Linked DNA regions of Homo sapiens: region 2 is linked to region 1. A link is an interaction called in ENCODE POLR2A ChIA-PET data of the cell type or tissue named here. Cell type or tissue: GM12878. All regions are shown on one strand. Each heading gives the region's core, and the rest is flanking DNA. Links, peaks and the distances in the headings are about the cores only.

Region 1 (8,042 bases), core at 3,802-6,301:
TATCCAGCTGCCTACCTAATATTCCTATTTGGACTTCCAACAGGCTTCTTAAACATAATGTGTCCCAAATCAACCCTCTATCTTTCCTCTCAAGCCTGTTCCTCCTTTGGTCTTCCCCAATCATAGTTAATGGCTCAGGTCATCCTTGACTATTTTTTTTTTTTTTTTGAGACAGAGTCTCACTCTGTTGCCCAGGCTGGAGCGCAGTGGCAACATCTCGGCTCACTGCAACCTCCGCCTCCCAGGTTCAAGCAATTCTTCTGTCTCAGCCTCCTGAGTAGCTGGGACTACAGTTGCACACCACCATGCCCAGCTAATTTTTGTATTTTTAGTAGAGACAGGGTTTCACCATATTGGTCAGGCTTGTCTCGAACTCCTGACCTGTCGATCTGCCCACCTCAGCCTCCCAAGGTGCTGGGATTACAGGCGTGAGCCACCACGCCCCGCATCCTTGACTCTGTTTTGCCTGCCTACTCCCCCTTATCCAATTTGTCAACAAATCCTGTTGACTTCACCTTCAAATATCCTGATGTTAACCATTTCTCACCATGCCCTTTGCTTTCACTTTAGCCCAAATTGCCATCATCTCCACCTGGTTTAATGTGGGAGTCTCCTAACTGGTGTCCTCTGCTCTATGTTTGTCATCTCATGGTATATAGTCAGAACAAGTGATCCTTTAAAACAGAGTGGTCCTATTTAAGACTTGAGATCCTGGCCAGGCATGGTGGCTCACGCCTGTAATCTCAGCACGTTCAGAGGCCAAGGTAGGAGGATGACTTAGAGCCAGGAGTTCAAGATCATCCTGGGCAACAGTGAGATACTATTTCAACGAACATTTTTAAAAATTTAGCTGGGCCTGGTGGCACATGCTTCTAGTCCCAGTTATTCAGGAGGCTGAGGCAGAAGGATCTCAAGCCCAGTAGTTTGAGGCTGCAGTGAGCTATGATCATACCACTGCACTCCAGCCTGGGTGACAGAGGAGACCTTGTCAGTTAAAAAAAAAGAAAAGAAAAGAAAAGAAAAGAAAAAGGGCTGGGCACAGTGGCTCACACCTGTAATCCCAGCACTTTGGGAGGCTGAGGTGGGCAGGTCACCTGAGGTCAGGAATTCGAGACCAGCCTGGCCAACATGGTGAAACCCCATCTCCACTAAATACACAAAAAATTTAGCCAGGCGTGGTGGCGGGCGCCTGTAGTCCCAGCTATTTGGGAGGCTGAGGCAGGGTGAATTGCTTAAACCTAGGAGGCTGAGGCTGCAGTGAGCAGAGATTGCACCACTGCACTCCAGCCTGGGCCACAGAGTGAGACTCCATCTCAAGAAAAAAAAAAAAAAGAAAGAAAGAAAGAAGAAGGTCGGGTGCGGTGGCTCATGCCTGTAATCCCAGCACTTTGGGAGGCTGAGGCGGGTGGATCACCTGAGGTCAGGAGTTCGAGACCAGCCTGACCAACATGGTGAAACCCCGTCTCTACTAAAAATACAAAATTAGCCAGGCATGGTGGCACATGTCTGTAATCTCAGCTACTTGGGAGGCTGAGGGAGGAGAATTGCTTAAACTCAGGAGGCAGAGGTTGCAGTGAGTCAAGATTGCACCATTGCACTCCAGCCTGGTCAATAGAGTGAGACTCTTTCCTGAAACAAAACAAAACAAAACAAAACAAAACAAAACAAAACAAAACAAAACGTAAGATCCTGTCACTCTTCTGCGCAAAACTCTCCAGTGGCTCCCATCTCATTCAGGGTAAAGTCAAAGACTTACAATGGCCCCAAGGCTCTGCCACACCTGCTCCCCTCCAAGGCCTCCCTTGACCTCATCTGCTGGTGCTGTACACCTTGGTCACCTCTTTCCAGCCACTCTGGGCTCTGTAAAAGCCTATCACACACCACTCATTCTCCAGCATTAGCCCTTTCATTTGTGGATCTTTCTACCTCGAACGTCCTTCCTCCAGATATCTCCATGGCCTAGTGCCTCTCTTCTTTCAGATCCTTGCTAAACTAAGACAGGCCCTGACTACTCTATTTAAAATTACAACCCCCTTCCCTCAGTTCTTCCCTCTTTCCATCCCTGCTTTATTTGTCTCCAATGCACTTGTCACCATTTGGCCTACGGAATATTTTACTTATTGTTTTCCCCGTGTAGTATGTAATCTTGATGACAGCAGCAATTCTTATCAGTTTATTTATTTATTTATTATTTTTGAGACAAAAATAATATTATTTTGTCACCCAGGCTGGAGTACAGCAGTACAACCATGACTCACTGCAGCCTTGACCTCCTAGACTCAAACAATCTTCCCACTTCAGCCTGCTGAGCAGCTGGGGCTACAGGTGTGCACCAACATGCTCAGCTAATTGTTTATATTTTGTAGACACAGAGTCTTCCTATGTCGCCCAGATTGGTCTCGAACTCCTGAGCTTAAAGGTGTTCTGCTTTGATATCCCAAAGTGCTAGGATTACAGGCATGAGCCACCGTGCCCGGCTTTCTCAGTTTATTTAGTGCCACATTTCTACCATCCACAGAAGTGCCTGACACACATAAGATACTCAATTAACATTTGTTGAATAAATGAATTATGGGCTGCAACGGGCTCCTAATATGTGTCAAGCAGAGGCCTGGAATGTACCAGAAAACTCCTTATAGTGAATAACATGGTTCCCATTTTTTTTTTTTTGAGATGGAGTTTCGTTCTTGTTGCCCAGGCTGGAGTGCAATGGCACAATCTTGGCTCACTGTGACCTCTGCTTCCTGGGTTCAAGTGATTCTCCTGCCCCAGCCTCCCGAGCAGCTGAGATCACAGGTGCGAGCCAACACGCCCAGCTAATTTTTTTGTGTTTTTAGTAGAGATGGGATTTCTCCATGTTGGCCAGGCTGTTCTGGAACTCCTGACCTCAGGTGATCCACACTCCTCGGCCTCCCAAAGTGCTGGGATTACAGGTGTGAGCCACCGCACCCGGCCATGATTCCCACTTTGCAGATAAGAAGATTGAGGCTTAAGGCTGAGTGTGGTAGCTCACGCCTATAATCCTAGCACTTTAGGAGGCCAAGGCGGGTGGATCACCTGAGATCAGGAGTTTGAGACCAGCCTGGCCAACATGGCGACACCTCGTCTCTATTAAAAATATAAAAATTAGCTGGACGTGGTGGTTCACACCTGTAATCCCAGCTATTTGGGAGGCTGAGGCAGGAGAATGGCTTGAACCTGGGAGGTGGAGGTTGCAGTGAGCCCAGATCACACCATTCACTCCAGCCTAGGCTAAAGAGCAAAACTCTGTCTCAAATGATAAATAAATAAATAAATAAATAAATAAATAAAAAGAAGACAGGCTTGGGGAAGTATGAGTGCCCTTTTCCTCTGTTCCTATAGCAACTTGCGCATGGCCCCAGTCTCAGCACCTATCATACTGCACTCTCATTATCCATTTCCTCAACTAGATGTAAGATTTTATTTTATTTTATTTTATTTTTGAGATGGAGTCTTGCTCTGTCGCCCAGGCTGGAGTGCAGTGGTGCGATCTCGGCTCACTGCAAGCTCCGCCTCCTGGGTTCATGCCATTCTCCTGCCTCAGCCTCCTGAGTAGCTGGGACCACAGGCACCCACCACCACGCCTGGCTAATTTTTTTAATATTTTTTTTATTTTTTAGTAGAGATGGGGTTTCAGCGTGTTAGCCAGGATGGTCTCGATCTCCTGACCTCATGATCTGCCCGCCTTGGCCTCCCAAAGTGCTGGGATTACAGGCGTGAGCCATGGCACCCAGCTAGATGTAAGATTTTTAAGTTCAGGGACTATTCTATCTTTTATTTATTGTTGCATCTCCAACACCTGGCAGAAAGGTGGGCACATAATAGGTGCTTAAGAAATATTTGTTGCATGAATACATGAATGAAATGGGCAAGTCAGGGTACAAACTCACAAATTTCAAAAAGAAAAGTCTCTGCCCACCCCACCCCCCTCTGCCCTAGAGTGTTCCTGAAACAGCCACAGAGCCAACAGTTAAGTCCCTCCCCCTGGCAGAGTGCCTTCTTGCAAATCCTCACCCACAGAATCAGAAGTATTTTAGATGGGGAGAAGTATACACTGGCTGACAGTTCTTTCCCATCACACCAGGCAAACGGAAATCATTTCTCCAGTCAATCCCTGCCAGTCTTCTAGAGTCAAGGTCTCTCTTATGCCTTGCCTCCTGATCTGCAGTCTGCCTCCCTAGTTTCCCCAATCCTCAGCTGCTGGGTCGGGCTCCCTGCCCATCCATCCACTCACCCAGCCTTCAGCCAACAGCCTCTGTGAGCCTGCTCTGGGCCATGTGATAGCTGAACTAACCCCCATTCCATTCCCACTGTGAGCTGACTTGGTTCTTTAAGTCTTCATTCCAACAAACTCTTTTTTTTGCCTCTTCTGTTTATACTTTCCGCCACCCCTGATCCCAAGTCTTAGGTCCATGGAGATGGCTCATTCCAACCATGGATGATTGTGGGCCTCTTGTCTCATCTGCTTCTTTCTCTTGGCTCTTAATTTCTCTAGATCAGTCATTTTTAAACTATTGTGTGTGTGTGTCTGTGTGTGTGTGTGTGTGTGTGTGTGTGTGTGTGTGAGATAGACTCCTTTGAGAAGCTGATGTGGGCTATGGTATCTCTTCCTCTAATAAATATTAATACCTATGCACTTAAAAACAGCATTTTGCATATAAGTTCTGGTGCACCTAGATCAAGATCTCTCCTTGCCTTCTCCCCTTCCCTCTAGATTTCTGGTTGTTTTTGGTTCCCAAATCAGTCCACCTGGTCTCCTTTCAGAAGCAGAAGCTTCTTCCTACGGTATTATCAATACTGTTATTATTAACAGCAACAGCAAGATTTGTACATTTTTCATGCATCAACTGATTTCAACCTCTCAATAACCCCAAGAGAAAGGAACTATTATTGTCCCATTTTTACAGATGAGAGAGCTGCTTGGTTACATGTTTTGCCAAAATCACATAATTCTAAGTCCAGGGTTTCTTCCTCCGCACGATGGATGGTGTGTTGCCTATTATTAACCACTGTGGTTTTTTTTTAACCTTTCCCATCTCCACCACCCAAAACCTACCTTCCCCACCCCTACCCTCACCCTATGGTGTATTGCCTATGATTCTTAACTGCTGTTTTCTTTGACCTCCTCCACTTCTACCACCTAAAAACCTTCTTCCTCACCACCACCCCCACTTCTCTGAAGCTCCCTCTTTCTCCCCCATCCACTCTTCAGCTGACCACAGGTGGCTTCTTTGTAGTTGCTTGAGCATATGTGAGCCATGAAAGGGTTTCGTTTCCCCTTCTGTTCTCAGCCCAGCTGTGCCAGCCTCTGTGATCCTTGTGAGCTTTAAATGAGGCACTCCAGACCCTTCTTACGCAGGCCATGGCATTTCTGGAACTGCCACACCTAAAATCCAGGTATGAGGAAGGAAGGAGACAACTATTTGAACACCTACATTGTACCAGGCCCCGTGCTTGACATAGAGACACTGAGCCCAACCTTTAAAGGCCTCAGCTTCCAGGTCCTTCCAGGCATCTTACTGATGGGCACCTGGAGGCTCTGAGATGATTGGTCTGATTCCATCTGCAGTCTGTCTGTCTGTCTGTGGGTGGTTAGGGGCCTCTCGGTAGCATGGCTAACCCTTTTTTTATTATTATTATTATTTTTGAGAAGGAGTCTAGCTTTGTTGCCAGGCTGGAGTGTAGTGGCACGATCTTGGTTCACTGCAACCTCTGCCTCTCTGGTTCAAGCGATTCTCCTGCCTCAGTCTCCTGAGTAGCTGGGACTACAGGCGTGTGCCACCATGCCTGGCTAATTTTTGTATTTTTAGTAGAGACAGGGTTTCACCATGTTGGCCAGGATGGTCTCAATCTCTTGACCTTGTGATCTGCTCACCTCAGCCTCCCAAAGTGCTGGGATTACAGGTGTAATCCCAGCCCATACCCAGCCTTAAAACCTTTTATCAAAGTGTGATATAGGCCAGGTGCAGTGGCTCATGCCTGTAATCCAACACTTTGGGAGGCTGAGGTGGGCAGATATGGGAGTTTGAGACCAGCCTGGCCAACATGGTGAGACCCCATGTCTACTAAAAATACAAAAGAGTTAGCCAGGTATGGTGGCACATGCCTGTAATCCTAGCTACTAGAGTGGCTGAGGCAGGAGAATCACTCAACCTGGGTGGCAGAGGTTGCAATGAGCTGAGATGGTGGCCACTGCACTCCAGCCTGGGCAACAGAGTGAGACTGTCTAAAAAAAAAAAATCATCTGAACTGAACCAAGAATCTGTAGCCTCAAAAGGGATTTGGCTATAAACCAATCTTCCACTGAAGGCTCCAGAATCCCAAAGTGTGCTCTTAATAAATGGTCCAGAGCATGTCTGATCAGTTCCTCTGATGCTCAAGTTCTCTGCCCATTGTTGCTTTTTTTCTTACCTTTTTTAAGTTCTGGAAAAAAAAATTAGAGACTCTGGTTAGGAGCCCCCTACCCCACAAAGAACTCTAGCCTTCATCACTCCTTGATTATGAGTGACAGAGAAATCATCATCTCACAAGGCCACATATTGCATTTTTTAGACAGATCTGGCAACTTAGATTTAAATTTTTAAAAACACGCATGTGTGCGCACACATACACACACAATAAAAAAAAATCCTTGTTTGAGCTGAAATATGCTGCAATTTTTGCTCACTAATTCTAGTCCTGCCCTATATGGCCTCCCATAATTAGTTTAGTCAATTCAGTAATCGAGTCTCAGGTGCTGAGGCACTTGAGGCAGACTTCCTCAACTCTACATTCTTCCTGTGGGGATCCTGGGATCTACTGAGTCAGGCATGTGGCTGTATCAACATTTGCCAAAGAACATTCCACTGGACACTAATCCCCCGAAAGGCCTTATGAAAACAGAACCCTGAGCTCAGATAAGTTGGGGAAATGCTATATCGCTCTTCTGGTCTTTATCACATCTCATTCCCCAGAAATCTTTATGAAAACAGAGCTCTGAGCTCAAGTAAGCTGGGGAGATGTTACATGTTCTCTGGTCTGTATCACATCTCACACTAGCACAGAGAAGACTCTTGAGGTCCTAAAGAATTAAAAACCCTGTTTCACTCTGTCAGTGACCGGTCTGACTTAGAATCCTTTTTTCCAAAGAGGAAAATTTCTATGAATTTTTCTCAGAATGAATGTCCTCCAGTACAGGACATAGGCCAGTTAGCTGTAAGCATCCTCTAAAACTACACTGTCTAATCTGATAGCCGCTAGCACCCAGGACTACTGAGCACTTGAAATGTGGCTAGTTCAAACTCAGATGTGCTGTGAGTGTGAAATATACACTGGATTTCAGATTCTTAGTACAAAAATAAAATGAAATATGCATACTTTTTATATTGATATATGTTGAAATATTGGGTTAAAATTTGTTATTAAAATTAATTTCATCTATTTACTGTTACTTTTTAAAATGTGGCTACTAGAGACCAGGCACAATGGCTCACACCTGTAATCTCAGCATTTGGGGAGGCTGAGGCAGGTGGATCCCCTGAGCTCAGGTGTTTGAGACTAGCTTGGGCAACATGACGAAATGCTATCTATATCAAAACTACAAAAAATTAGCTGGGTGTGGTGATGTGCACCTGTGGTCCCAGCTACTTGGAAGCTGAGGTGGGAGAATCACTTGAGCCTGGGAGACAGAGGCTACTAGAAAATTGATTTATTTTATTTATTTTTTTTTAGACACAGGGTCTCAGCCTGTCACCCAGGCTGGAGTGCAGTGGCATGGTCATGGCTCACGGCAGGCTCGAGCAATCTTCCCACCTCAGCCTCCTGAGTAGCTGGGACTACAAATGCATGCCACCATGCCTGGCTAATATTTGTATTTTTGTAGAAACAGGATTTTACGGCCGGGCGCGGTGGCTCACGCCTGTAATCCCAGCACTTTGGGAGGCCGAGGCGGGCGGATCACGAGGTCAGGAGATTGAGACCATCCCAGCTAAAACGGTGAAACCCCGTCTCTACTAAAAATACAAAAAATTAGCCGGGCGTAG
Region 2 (8,042 bases), core at 3,413-5,912, 57 kb before region 1:
CTGGGAACAATTGCATCTATAATATTGATGGATGAATATACTGCCTCCCCCTGCCCTGCCAACTATAGTGGGGGAGGGGATGGCAAAACAAAATTCTACTTTCTAAGCAAGCATTGTACTTGGTATTTTCACATACATTATTTCACTCAATTCTCACAACACTCCTGTGAGGCAGGTTTTATTATCTATCCCCTCATGCTGATACAAACAGGAGACAATGGTTAAAAGACTTCTCAAAGTTGCAATGTTAAAAGAAAAGCTGGGATTTAAACTTAGTATTTCCACCTCCAAGTTCAGAGCAGCCTCCACTACATATCAATACCCTTATATTTCCACTAAATTGATACCTACTGCTTAAGGTATACTGGTGTTAAGAAACAGCCATGGTGAGTCTGAGACTTGCTATAAGGTCCTAGCTTTATTTTACCATCGAGGAGAAACTTTCTAGAATAAAGATGTTTGGATACCTGAAAGGATAAAAACCTTTGGGGTTGCTTGTTTCTTTTCTTTTCTTTTCTTTCTTTCTTTTTTTTTTTTTTCATTGTCTTCCCATGAAACTATAAATGGCTAATTCAGGAATCTGAATTCAGGAACACTCCATCTTCCTTTAAGTTCCACCTTCCCCTGACCCGTTCTCTTTCTCAGTGAAAGCATTTCTTAGAATGTTAGCCATTTTCACTAGAAAACTGGCTTTCTGAGCCTTTTGGCAATCACAACATAGGTACCTACAAGTGTACATGTAGCCCTGCGGTTTTCAGCTTTGCTGTACATTATCACACCAAACAGAGATCAGGGAAAAGGAATCAACAAATGACAAGGCAAATGAGACATTTGCCAGGAAGCCAAAAGTCAACGATATTTCCTCTGCCTGCTAACCAGAAAGAGATGTATATAGGAAATTCAAAGTTCCTGCTAGAGTAGTAAACCCCTTTGTAGGTCACAATTAATCACAAAAACCAGAATGGGATGAAGCTATCATCCTGACTTTCCAAAGGAAGCCAAGTCTCCTCTACTCCTAACTGTTTAGGCATAAGAGCAGATTTGCATTTTTATACTAGCTGAATACAGATGATTGAGGGTTAAGGACAGCTTCTATTACAGGGCATTACATTGGAGACTGTTAGAAATTTGGGTTTATAGAGCTCCACCAGGCTTCTGAATACAATGTGATCATCCCTACTTGTCAGGTGCTGTTACCGTCCCTGCCTCCACAAATGGAGAGCAGAGTGCCTGGAGCCCAACCTGGCATCCATAACCCCCAAACCGGCAGGAGTGCTGGCAAAGAGCAAACCCCACTGCCAATCTTTCCTAGGAATGTGCCTGAAGGAAGTAGCAAAGGCGCTGGGGAACAAGTCCTATGATACAGAAGCATGTCCAGGGCTGTGCCAGGAAAGTCAGAAACAGGATTTGGCCAGCATATAAAATGGAGTCAATGTGGGGTCAGTCAGGCTGACTCATCCATTTGAGATTTTCTAACATGTATGTCTTTTTCCAAAAGGCTTAGGATATGTTTGACTTTCATGGTAGCTAAAGAACTGTACTTTCCTCATTAACAGTGAAATGATGGAAATTCTGACCAATGCAGAAAGTTCATTTGCTGGCTGCCTGTTTTAAGAGATACTGTATTATCTTCATACTGATCCTGCTACTTTTCCATACACAATAGACACAATATGTCAAAGTCACAAAAGGGCTTTAAAAGTACAATTGTAGGCTATAATATTAGCCAGGTTAGAGGCTGAAAAACAGATGATTAATTACTGAAGAAACTTCAGTAGGGCTAAATTAGAAAAATGCTAGATACCCTGAAAGGATAAAAACCTTCAGGGTTGCCTTTTTTGTCTCCCCATTTTGTCTTCTAAGAGTAGAAGAAAGGCTTAATATCAACCATAGGAAGGAAACCAAAGGTTGGACAAACATATTTTAAGAGTAAGTTTAGTCTGGGATATGCTGAAGGACAAAAATACAGACAGTAGCAGTCCTAGAACTTCTGCAATGGTCACACTTATGGATGAAATATGAATTTACCCCATGGGCATGAGGAACTCTGAACGAGAAAACAACCAATTATTGGCTAGGCATAGATGCTGACTTCTTGGTTCATAGTTTGCATCTGTATGGGGTAAGATTCCAACACACTAGCAGGGACTAGAAAGCAAAAGTCAGCGCTAAAGAGAACAAATGGAAAGATCCAAAGCCACCTTTCCAGAGTGTTCATGCCATGTGTTATGCTTCAATTGGCTGAATTCCACTAAAGAAAAAATAATCTGGCTGGGCGTGGTGGCTCATGCCTGTAATCCTAGCACTTCAGGAGGCCGAGGCGGGCAGATCACCTGAGGTCAGGAGTTCGAGACCAGCCTGGGCAACACAGTGAAACCCCATTTCTACTAAAAATACAAAAATTAGCTGGGCGTGGTGGCACATGCCTGTAATCCCAGCTACTGGGGAGGCTGAGGCAGGAGAATCACTTGAACCAGGGAGACAGAGGCTGCAGTGAGCCGAGATCACGCCACTGCACTCCAGCCTGGCGATAGACTGAGGCTCCATCTCAAAAAAAAAAAAATTTAAAAAAAGGAAAGAAAAAAATAACTTACACTATTTTTAAAGTGATGACAGCAAAACCTTTGGTCTATGATTCTTGTTGGAGCTAAGCAGACCACAGAAAAGGGTGACCAGAGTTTCTCTAAGGCACTTATATAGAAGAGTGGGAGAAACGGTGGAAGTAGGGAGCCAGTAGGGAACAATGTCTCCCTTCTGGCGAAGCACTGTTTCTTTAGGAAAAAAGACCACCGCTACCACAACAAAATACTGATATTCTGGAAAGCTAGAATGTTGGCTATGGGAAACCATTTAAATCTGTCCTCTATCCCCCATAAAAGTATTTAACAGATACTTGAGTAGCACCCAGTGCCAAGCACTCATCTAAGCACATTTGATATCGGTAACAAAACTCAGGTAACTACTGGTATCTTCATTTCACAGATGTGGAAACTGAAGCACAGACAAGTTAAGTAACTCACCCAAGGAACTACCTCTAAAGAGAGAAACAGGATTTAAACTCAGGCAGTCTGGCTCCAGGGTCATGCACTTGACTACTCTGTTACTTCCCAAACAAAGCAAAAAAGCACTGTTAAAGGTAGAAGGAGCCTCCACATATTCTGAGAAAAGGACTTAGCCACTAACAGCCCAGCTACCTGTCTACTCCTCAAGGCAGCAGACCTCTGCAGGTCACATGAAGTTGGATCATGGGGATTCCTGTGAGACAGCACAGAGAGCTTCAAAGTCTTGGTTTAGGAGGGAAACTCATGACCCTTTCAAGGATAGTAGACAGTTAAATCTTAAATGATATTTGTTAAATTAAATATTTAAGTAACTTCAAAAGTTGCCTCTGGGAAAAGAGCGCAGCTTCTGAAATGAGCCAGTTTCCAAAAGGCACTAAGAAACAAGGGTTCCTTAATGTCCATCATCATTACACACTACAATGCCGATTATATATCTCTAAACAAAATCACAAGGACTCCGGCGTTTTATATTATAGAAGTATCAAAACTTCAAGGTAAATGTAATTTCCTAGAAATTATTTAATCCTTTGTTTTCAGGCCAGAGAGGATAAAAGGATGTGCCCAAAGATGGCAAAACCGATACCCATTCTAACTCCCATTCCTCCCTTAAGTTCTTTGTCTCTATTAATAGCGTGAACAGCCACCCAGTTATCCAAGACAGGAACCCTTTTTCTTAGACCCTTCATGTCATTTGTAGCTAAGTCTTATATCCACTTTGCTCAAGTATTTCCAGTGGCTTCTTGCTCAGCTCAGAATCGAGTCCCAACATTTCCCCCCGATTTTTAGTTAGTGTAAGTAACAAGTTCCAACTTTTTGAAATGGCATTTAATAGTTTTGCCTCAAGCCACTTTTTTGGGTCTCATTTTCTACTATTCCACCCTGTGTAACCCACCTAACTAGATTCCTCCCAGAACAAAGCATATACTACAATGCCTCTATGTTTTGCTTATGTTTTTCTTTCTAACCATTACTTTCCGTTAGCAAAATTTTAACCATCTTTGAATGGCTAGCTCAAATGCTGTCTCCACCATGAAATCTTAAAAACAATGATTATGGCGTACTATGATAGGGATAAATATAATATTGAAAATATCAGGGCTCCAAATTGAATGCTATCAATAACTACTGAATTAGATTCAACTACCAAACTCAAGAGCTCCAATTTATCTGCATGATATTATACTAGGCTTTGCGGTAATTATCATCATCACCATCATTATCTCAATTATTTAGTATGTTACAGTTCCCAAAGAGCTGTCATGTGCATAAACAAACTTGAAAGATTGATAAAGCAGGTACTGTTATCAACCCTTGACCAAAACAGAAAATGAGACCCAGAGAAGTTAAGCACCTTGGATCACGACACGTAGCTTATAAATGACAGAACCCAGCCTCTTAACTTTTATCTTAGTGTGCTATTCAATATATCATACTGACTCCCATGTGAATGGTGGTGGTACTGAGTTTCCTCATTTCCAAACTGTTCAATCTTCTCTGCCTACCCATGTTAGTTGTCCATTTCCCACAGACAGGATGATATAGTGATGTGTAGACAAAGGGAGGGCTTTGGCAAACCACTCACAAGGAAAGCAGCAAACATATCTTTTAAATTTTATTAATTTCAGAAAAATCTCCCCTAATCTGAGAACTAGATGCGTAATTCAAGTGCATATTCCTAAAATCCTACATTCTCTCAATTACAATTCAGGTAGGATTTGGAACTAAAAGGAAAGCAGAAGCCAAAAGCATCCTTATTCTCAGATGTTTCTCACACTGACAGTACAGAATAGCACTGCCAATATGGCTGGAAAAGTACTTCCCTTGCTATTTTACAGCAGTTTTCTGTCTTCCCTTGCTTTCCACAAATTTGTCACTCCAGTGTGAATGCCAGGTTTAAAATTGGCAAGAGATGCACAGAGTCGAAAACTAGGAGGAATTTCATTTCACACGATTCTCTTATTTTCTAAAATCAAGCCCCCCTCCCAAATTGCTTTTAATAATATTCTGTTTATACAAGAGATCTACTATTAAAGATAAACAATGGATAAGAATGTAACCCTTTAAGAAAGGTAGCTCGTGAGATCCTACAAGCTACGTAATTCCTTGGCATCTAGAAGAGTATTCCTTTTGAGATTATTTATGTATTTTTTAAAAGAGGGCCGGCCATGGTGGCTCATGCCTGTAACCCCAACACTATGGGATGCCAATGTGGGAGCCCAGAAGTTCCAGACCACCCTGGGCAACATAGCAAGACCGCCATCTCTATTAAAAACAAAAAAGTTAATTAACCAAGCATGGTGGTGCATGCCTATTGTCCCAGCTATTCAAGAGGCTGAGGTGGGAGGACCCCTTGGGCCCAGGGAGGCTGCAGTGAGCTATAATCACACCACCGCGCCCAAGCTTAGCAGTCAATGAGACCCTGACTCCAAAAAAAAAGAAAAAGGATCTGAGGAGCAAAATATTAACGCTAACAGAAAGAAGCAGTGTCAAGAGATAAGTGATGACTGATGAAATTATCTTCTAACTTTGGTGTGAGCTGTTCTTGTCATGTTACAGGCCAGACAAGAGAAAGACAGAGATGAAGTTTTCATAGGTTCAGAATTTGATGACATTAATACTTTCAGTGCCAAAGATTTCAGGGATTTGGGGACAAAGAGAGATAAAGGCAGTGCCTGAGGTGATCTGACATTTTTAAACCTGAGCTGCCTACCATATGCATACAAGTAAGGGGTGCTTGTATTTAAACAGACAGTTTAGCTACAAAACTAACTCTTTTTACACAGGGAGGTATTTTTCACTGGAAGGAATAATGTAGTGGGGACTCAGGATCCTTGGTCTCACATCCTCTTCTTTCTGCTACCACATCACTGTGGGACTTAGAGCATGTGACCTCAGACTCCTGTCCACACAAAGAGAAGACAAGATGAAATGATTCTTAATACCTACTCCCTTGTTTTGCACCTTGCATGAGGACAATAAAGAGGAAACCAAATGGCATCTTCTGGGATGTGGATCCATAGCCCCATTTTGTTTCTGCACATAATGGCTACTCTCCCACTCCAAGTCTGCAGTATTGCTACTGCACAGGACAGTAAATGCCTCCTGGGCTTGGGTCCTAAGTATAGCCTGATGACAAATGATTGGTGCTAATATCTAGCAGAGAAGGAAGGGACACAGAAACACATCTGAAACACTTGTTTTCTCCTAACAAATGGCCACAAAATTAGCTACAATTGATTAGCAAGGATTGGAATAAATGAAAGCATTTTGGAACAGAACATGCTAAATACTAATTATTCTGGGGTTCAGATGTGATTAAATAATCCCCCAGATTTCTTTAATCTGCTACAGAAGAAATCGAAGAAACCCTAAACTATTTAAAAAGATCAGAGGTACTTTAAAAGGATCACAGTGTATATAAAATTTTACTGGAGGCCGGGTGTGGTGGCTCAAGCCTGTAATCCCAGCACCTTGGGAGGCTGAGGCAGGAGGATCACAAGGCCAGGAGTTCGAGACCAGCCTGGCCAATATGGTGAAACCTCGTCTCTACCAAAAATACAAAAATTAGCTCGGCGTGGTGGCAGGCGCCTGTAAGTCCCAGCTACTCGGGAGGCTGAGGCAGGAGAATCGCTTGAACCCAGGAGGCAGAGGTTGCAGTGAGCCGAGATCACACCACTGCACTCCAGCCTGGGTGACAAAGTGAGACTCCATCTCAAAAAAAATAATAAAATAATTTTACTGGAATATAACCAATATCCTTGCTTTGTTGCAAAGAGGTACTGTGTCAGTAGACATCAAAACAAGAAGTACTTAAAAGTTTGCTTACAACAGATCATCTGATTAAACTGTTAAAATTTACTCATGTGAATAAGAAACCAAGGGCTAGATTTAGTCATGTCATATGTAAACAGAAACTCGGGCCAGGTTTTTCCAATAGCTCTTGGCAAAAAGGCTTCTATTTTTATAGGAATGAAGAAAATATTAAAAGGCACAGAAGTGGCCAGGCGCGGTGGCTCACGCCTGTAATCCCAAGACTTTGGGAGGCCGAGGCAGGTGGATCACGAGGTCAGGAGATTGAGACCATCCTGGTTAACACAGTAAAACCCCGTCTCTACTAAAAATATAAAAAATTAGCGGGGCATGGTGGCGGGCACCTGTAGTCCCAGCTACTCGGGAGGCTGAGGCAGGAGAATGGCATGAACCCGGGAGGCGGAGGATGCAGTGAGCCGAGATTGTGTCACTGCACTCCAGCCTGGGCGACAGAGCAAGACTGTCTCAAAAAAAAAAAAAAAAAGAAAAGAAAAGAGGCACAAAAGTACATACAACAAATTATTGAATTTACCTACAATATGATCTTGGAAAAGTATGCTTTTAAATAGATGTAAAAGTGTCATCTCTGCACATCTGTAGAGCAGTTCACAACTGAAGAGCTTCTATATTTATTGACTCCCATGGTTCCCCTGTGAAGCATGTATCAAGATGAAGATGAAGAAACTGAGTTGAAGAAGGTTAAGTAACCTAGCCAAGATCACGAGACTTAAATGGATGTACAAGGATGAGGATTTCTTCTAAAAAAATCACATCCCTTTTTTTTTTTTAAGAGAAGATTTTTGTAAAACAGGACAGGGCCAAACTTATATGTCTCAAAGCCCTTTATGTCACTTTTACTGTATCTTTCCTCCCAAAACAAAGTAGAATGTGTTAGAGAAGATAAGTTTTCAAAAGCTTATGTTTTAAATATTAACCTCTTTCTTCTTAAAGTCTTTTGGAATTTCTTCTTACAGCCTAGTAATATAAAAATCAACATTCTTCATCTGATCTGTAAGCAGGTCTCTCACCTCCTCAGATGATACTGTTCACGGTCAAAGGTTATCTAATTTTTTTTTTCACACCACATCAATTAGCACAGTAAAAACATAGCAGGCAGCCACCCATTGTTGGACATGATCTAGCAATTCTACTCCTAGGTATACACCCCGG

The links. Peaks named below come from ENCODE experiments on the same cell type or tissue, not always from the same donor. Only the 100,000 strongest peaks of a DNase experiment are listed, where the experiment ranks them.
Region 2: POLR2A ChIA-PET joins it to region 1 with 5 read pairs; 14 of 35 experiments call an interaction of 5 or more read pairs at or near these places.

What each region holds. Positions count from the first base shown.
Region 1 is chr20:41,009,004-41,017,045 of GRCh38, reverse strand. The region is part of intron 2 of LOC100128988 (a long non-coding RNA gene); the gene reads right to left. Among named protein-coding and RNA genes, the nearest start is that of TOP1, 16 kb to the left of the region's middle. RefSeq lists enhancers at 5,155-5,204, 5,345-5,504. In GM12878, for the core only: no CTCF peak of the experiment used is centred there; DNase peaks (open chromatin) are centred at 4,123 and 5,265; H3K4me3 peaks cover 1,137 bases; H3K27ac peaks cover 2,419 bases.
Region 2 is chr20:41,065,872-41,073,913 of GRCh38, reverse strand. All of the region lies in intron 3 of TOP1 (DNA topoisomerase I), which reads right to left. Among named protein-coding and RNA genes, the nearest start is that of TOP1, 41 kb to the right of the region's middle. In GM12878, for the core only: no CTCF peak of the experiment used is centred there; no DNase peak of the experiment used is centred there.